Regions from separate parts of the Homo sapiens genome. Here region 2 is linked to region 1. A link is a loop called in an ENCODE intact Hi-C map of the cell type or tissue named here. Cell type or tissue: mammary epithelial cell. All regions are shown on one strand. Links, peaks and the distances in the headings refer to the core of each region. The heading gives the core; the rest is flanking DNA. Region 1 overlaps LINC02937 (long intergenic non-protein coding RNA 2937). Region 2 overlaps NFIL3 (nuclear factor, interleukin 3 regulated).

Region 1 (2,928 bases), core at 339-2,838:
TACACACACAGAGAGACAATTGAAGATAGTCCATAAGTCCCTTACTTAAACTGGTCATAAGATGTCTTTGTCACATAGAATAAAATAAATATCTTGAGTCCATACGAGTAGAATAAATAACAGAATAAAATGGGTAAGTAAATGGGGGAGGAGAGAGAGGTCATATGGAAGAATTCTACTAACAAATGCAGAAAGAATAAGGAAAATACAAAATCATCATTTGGTGAACACCACAGTAATGGTGGTTGCAGGCAAAGTCTGCCAAATGTTTGTGGATAAAAGGGATATTTGCCTAGTGCCAAAGTATCTCCCCACAAAATGTCTATTAATCAGAGTGAAAAATATAGATGTCTATTCATACAAAGGGAAAAATTAATAGAAAAGGAAAACTAGTTCTTATTTATGTTTACTTTATAATTTCTTATTGTATTTCTTATGTCTTACATTTTTTATTGATATTTACTACTTGTGCACTAAGCAATGAAGCAGACACTACCTTAACCCAATGATCAAGGCTAACAAAACCAACAATGACACATATTACATCACGTGCCCCTGCTGCACTGCACTGACAAAGGCACTTCTGAGGTCTTCTTGCCTAAAACTCATACTCTCCATCAAATCATAAGAAAACATCAGACAAACCCAAATTGAAAGACGTTCTTCAAAATAACTGACCAGTGCCCTTCAAAAGTGTCAAGATCAAGAGAAACAAGGAAAGACTGAGAAGCTATCCCAGATTGGAGTATATTAAGGAGCAAGAGCTCAGTGCACTGTGGGATCTGGATTGGATCCTGGGACAGCTAAATGATGTTACAGGAACATGGGAAAACCTAAATGAAGTCTGTAGTTAATAGCATTACACCAGTGTTGGCCCCTGATTTTTTATAGATGAAGGTTATATAGTCACTCTGATTTTTTTTTTTTTGCAACCTTTCTGTAAGTCTAAAAGTATATCAAAATTAAAAGTTACTACAGAAAAAGACATCTGGGTCAGGCAAGCTCAGGTATGCTCCCTTGTCACCAGGATAGAGCCTGAATCTTCCTTCTCCCCATTCCCCCGGTCAACCCCCAGGCTCCTGTCCAGTGCCAGCCAGAGTTGGGGAGCTTTAAACCACTTCAGTACCGCTCTTGGAAGGACACAGACTTTTTATTTATTTGGAGGGCTTTGCAGAGAAGCTGTTACTGGATTTTATGAAATGACGAAAGTAGTACGTGCTCATTGTAATAAGTCAAAGAAAGAACATGTATAAAGGAAACAGCAATAAATGACTCATCCTGCCACAGTTCATCCCCACCCCATTGACAGCATTGGCATGCAGCCTCCTGCACGCTCACCGTGCACATACGGACCACAGAGGCCTGTGGTTCTCTCTCCTACACGCACAGAGAAATGGACTCAGATCACAAATATTATCATATTCTGAAACTTGCTTTTTCATTTAACAATTCATCATGGGTATTTCTTGGATACAGAGATATAGAATTCTACCTAACGTTTAGAGAGCTGCATTCTATTCCGATATTCTATAGTATGATTGTATTCTGGTTTAGTCGACCAATCTTTTTTTGATGAATATTTGTATCATTTCCACTTTTTGCCATTATAAGCAATAAATATATCTTTATCTATTGGCATTTTTGTTCCTGAAGAACAGTCTCTAAAAGGAAGGATTGTTATGATGAAACATTCTTATTTTAATAAATACTCTTGTATTACTTTCCATAACTATTTTAACAATCGCATTCCCACTAGCAATGCATGGAGAGCCTTTTTCTTCCCTCAAACTCTCACAAGCCTTCATTCATTCGGCAAGGATTTTTTGCAGGGCCGACTGTGTCTCACTCAATTAAAATGTTGCTTTAACATATATTAAATTCCCAGCCGGGTAAGGTAACTCATGCTTGTAATCCCAGCACTTTGGGAAGCTGAGGCAGGTGGATCACTTGAGGCCAGGAGTTCAAGACCAGCCTGGCCAACATGGCGAAACCCCATCTCTACTGAAAATACAAAAATTAGGCAGGCGTGGTGGTGTGCACCTGTAATTCCAGCTACTCAGGAAGCTGAGGCACGAGAATCACTTGAACCCAAGAGGCGGAGGTTGCAGTGTGCCAGGATTATACCACTGCACTCCAGCTTAGGTGATAGAGCAAAACTGTGTAGAAGGAAGGGAAGGGAAAGGAAGGGGAAGGGAGGGGAGGGGAGGGGGGGAGGGGAGGGAAAGGGAGAAGGAAGGAAAGGGAGCGAAGGGAGAAGGAAGGGAAAGAAAGAGAAAGAAAAAGAAAGAAAAAGAAAGAAAAAGGAAGGAAGGAAGGATGCAAGGAAGGAACGAAGAAAGGAAGGAAGGAAAGAAAGGAAGAAAGAAAAGAAAAAGGAAAGAAAGAAAAAAGGAAGAAAGAGAAAGAAAAGAAAATATATTAAAATCCCATATATATTTGGACCTATTTCTGGTCTATGGGCCTCTTTCATTTTTTTCCTACCCATTCTACTCTGATTACAGTAGCTTTAGAGTATAATAAGTTTTACTATTAAGTAGAGCAGGCTGCCCAATACCATGTTTCTTTTCTAAAGTTTTCTTGGCAATTCTTACTCATTTATTTTTCTTTAGGAAATTTAAAATAATTTCCGCTCAACTCAAATACATTTTATTGGCATTATATTTCATATTGCATCACATGTGTAAAATAAAGATATACAATTTATTAATGTTTTCAGTATGTTAAATATCTTCAAAATGTATAAGCACAAACTTCAGTTTTGTATAATATATATATATTTTTTCAACTATTCACATTTTTAAGATTTAAATATTCCCCTCCAGAAGTATGGAATTGCTCTCTATTTACTCAAGAATTGATCTACATCCTACACAGAGATTTATACCTTTCTCTGAGTATGTCTTGAACTTTTTGGTAAAATTTATTTTC
Region 2 (2,928 bases), core at 250-2,749, 290 kb after region 1:
TAAATTTAAATTTAATAAATACGATGACAACATTGCATTTTATTACATCACTGATGTAATTTAAGTAATTGAAATATGAAATAGTATAACTTAACATTCTTCTTTAAGAGGTCGTCAGTGTTTGAAACTTAATACACAATTAAATTATTCTGAAGCCTGCACAGAGTAAGCACATACACGCTAGCACGACCAATTAACTGCACAGCTTGAGAAATAAGAACAGCTCTCACTAAAGATGGGTAGTAACATGGGGGAAAAACAGAACAGTAATAATTTTTTAAAAATCTATAGAAACTTAAATGTGGGGACTATTAATATCTTGAAACTTCTGAAAAGATAACTGATCAGTGTAGCAACTAATCTGAAATCTTAAAAGGACACCAACAATCACAAAGTAACCCAGTTGTAGAAAATTCCCCAATGAATAAGTAATACATGCAACATGGTGTAATGATGGCAAAAATGGTGGGCTAAGGGGACAGTCAGGCTGAGAAAATTCTTGAAAGTTTCTAATGATAATGTAGAATCATCCCAACTTGCTTCACTTGGCTTTTTAATTTCTTTTTCCACTTTTCCAGTCAGTGGATGATTATAAATGTCATTTTCTACCTTATGAATAGAGTGGATTTTCAAATGCTTATTTGTAGTGTTTATTTGAAGGCCAGTTAATTACAGTTTAAGACCCCTAAAAAGCTAATTAATAAAAGACATCATGTTCTGATAACTAAAAGGCTTATAAACATCATTCTGAGTCCTATGAAACTGAGTCCTCAAAGCACAGATTAATAACAAATGGCATCTAGCAAATCTCTAGTAAACTTTCTTATCATAAAAACAAGTTTATGCTCTATTATTAAAGCCATATGAGAAACAGTTTTGGGTGTTTTTTTTTTTTTTAACTACAGTAAAGTTACTTACAAAGAAATGTGAAAGATAACTGGGGTAGTAGTAATAAAAATTCATTTTGAAACTGAAAAATTCATATTGTAATGTCTGTGATCAAAGGTCAACGTCTTTCAACATTCTCATACAAGTCCAACCTGGATAGAAATCAACTCAAATATAATTTAGAAAAATAACAGGATATCAAACAATGTATTAAACCCCGTGAAATACAGGCATACCTTACAAAAACAAGAAATGAATATTAAAGGCAATTTCAATTACATTGTTTCTGTTATATTTTGAATTGAATCCCAAGTGTGCTCTCATTCCTCAATACAAATTAAAAATAAACAACTTTAACAGCATCAATGGCATCTGGATTACAATGGAAATCATGAAGTATATGAGTTTAACCTGGGTAAAAATAAAGCCCAGGCAATATGACTGCACCTTTTCCATTCCATGCTGCAATCGCATTTACATCTCGAAATTGACTCTAATGACCAAGGCAAGGTCAACTAGAAAAATCCACTCAGCTGGTGAGTCAGGCACATTGCTCAACGTCCGAAAGGCCTCTCACAAAGGGTTTTAATTTTCAGGCTGTTGCATCACAGTGATGTTATAACTGCACTGCACAAAAATAAGTCTTTAACCCAGAAAAGGAAATTGTTTCAAAAACTACAGTGAGTGTGAGAATACACTTTGTTGAGGTGCAAATTTCCCCATCTGGTTTTCAGGCTCTGCGACCTGGGCTGCAAATTCATTTCTCTGAGTTTCCATTTCCTCATCTATGAAATGTGGATGATAACAGAGCCCCTCAACACTGTGCCTGGCACATGCAGAGTATGTGTTTAGTAAATACTAACTCTTTATCTCTTTTCTGAAGAATGATCAGTATCAAAAGGCAACGATGCCTATCAGTTCCAGGCTGTTTTTGCTGCTCGTGACTCTTACTGAAGCCCTGACCTATGTCGCAAGTGTAAGGGTAAACCAAATGAAAATTTGGTCAAAAGGGTCAAATATCAACAGTTTCACAGGACTGGCCTTAGTTTTCAGGCTACATATACCCCCTACAAGAGAGCTTATCTGTGGGGTCTCACCATCCACTGCTGATCTCAGACCACAAAGTTTTAGATAGAGAAATCATCCAAGCTACAGAAAATGAGTCACAGAATGTGTAAGGGAATTGGAAAAAGCTGAGCTATTAATATGGCAATTGTCACGTCATTCCTGCTACTATAATCGACTCATCTCTCTATTCCTTCAAGCAGCTCCCCAAAACATTAACCCAATGACTTGGGAAGTTTGAGGTTCTGCAATCCTGTCAGGAATTCCCCTCAAACTGAAATTAACATTGAACACGATGGCAAATTAAAAAATATATATATTATTAGAACAAAAAAAGTATCTCAAGAAAGATCTTACAGACTTAATTCCAACACGAATCCTTACTGTTACTGCGAAGAGATTTACAAAGAGAAAAATGAAGGTAAATACACACACACACACACACACACACACACACACACACACAGATTCTGGTTCCTGATCAATAACACAGGAAACATTTATTGAACTCCTCACAACCAACTAAGTCAACAGGTTTTATTCCCTCAGTTTACCCTGGAGAGTGATGGAAATCAGGACAGTGTTGGAAGATAACAAGCTGGGGCCTGGGACCCAGGGTTCTTGTGAGCCCAGGGCCTGCGCTCTTAGGATCTGTACCTCACCGAAACCTGTTCTCTAACTACTGCCTGTAACAGGAGGGAAACTGATTAGGGATAGCGGTGTAGGGTATGATGCCAAAGAAAGCAAGTTTTCGGTCAGTTTTCAACAAAGAGCAGATTGCGTTGATATGCTTCAGGAGAACATCTGTGATGTCTCCATGAATTACTGCATGGGTACAATCTTGGAAGTCTTTATGCGAGGATGAAAGTACTGTAGTTTTACAGTAGGACAGCAGCGTCTATGTGGGCGTTTAGATTTTATTTTGAACTCTGGAGATCAGTGTTCTCTCTCCTCTAGCCTTTGACCACATAAATT

The links. A loop is a pair of places that touch in the nucleus more often than their neighbours do. Peaks named below come from ENCODE experiments on the same cell type or tissue, not always from the same donor. Only the 100,000 strongest peaks of a DNase experiment are listed, where the experiment ranks them.
Region 2: it touches region 1 in a loop (10-fold over the local background); 3 of 110 quality-filtered maps call a loop at or near these places.

Annotation. Positions count from the first base shown.
Region 1 is chr9:91,130,444-91,133,371 of GRCh38, forward strand. The region is part of intron 1 of LINC02937 (long intergenic non-protein coding RNA 2937); the gene reads right to left. All of the region lies in intron 2 of LINC00484 (long intergenic non-protein coding RNA 484), which reads left to right. Among named protein-coding and RNA genes, the nearest start is that of LINC00484, 13 kb to the left of the region's middle. In mammary epithelial cell, for the core only: no CTCF peak of the experiment used is centred there; a DNase peak (open chromatin) is centred at 1,278; H3K27ac peaks cover 1,672 bases.
Region 2 is chr9:91,417,973-91,420,900 of GRCh38, forward strand. All of the region lies in intron 1 of NFIL3 (nuclear factor, interleukin 3 regulated), which reads right to left. Among named protein-coding and RNA genes, the nearest start is that of NFIL3, 4.4 kb to the right of the region's middle. In mammary epithelial cell, for the core only: no CTCF peak of the experiment used is centred there; DNase peaks (open chromatin) are centred at 1,439 and 2,119; H3K4me3 peaks cover 234 bases.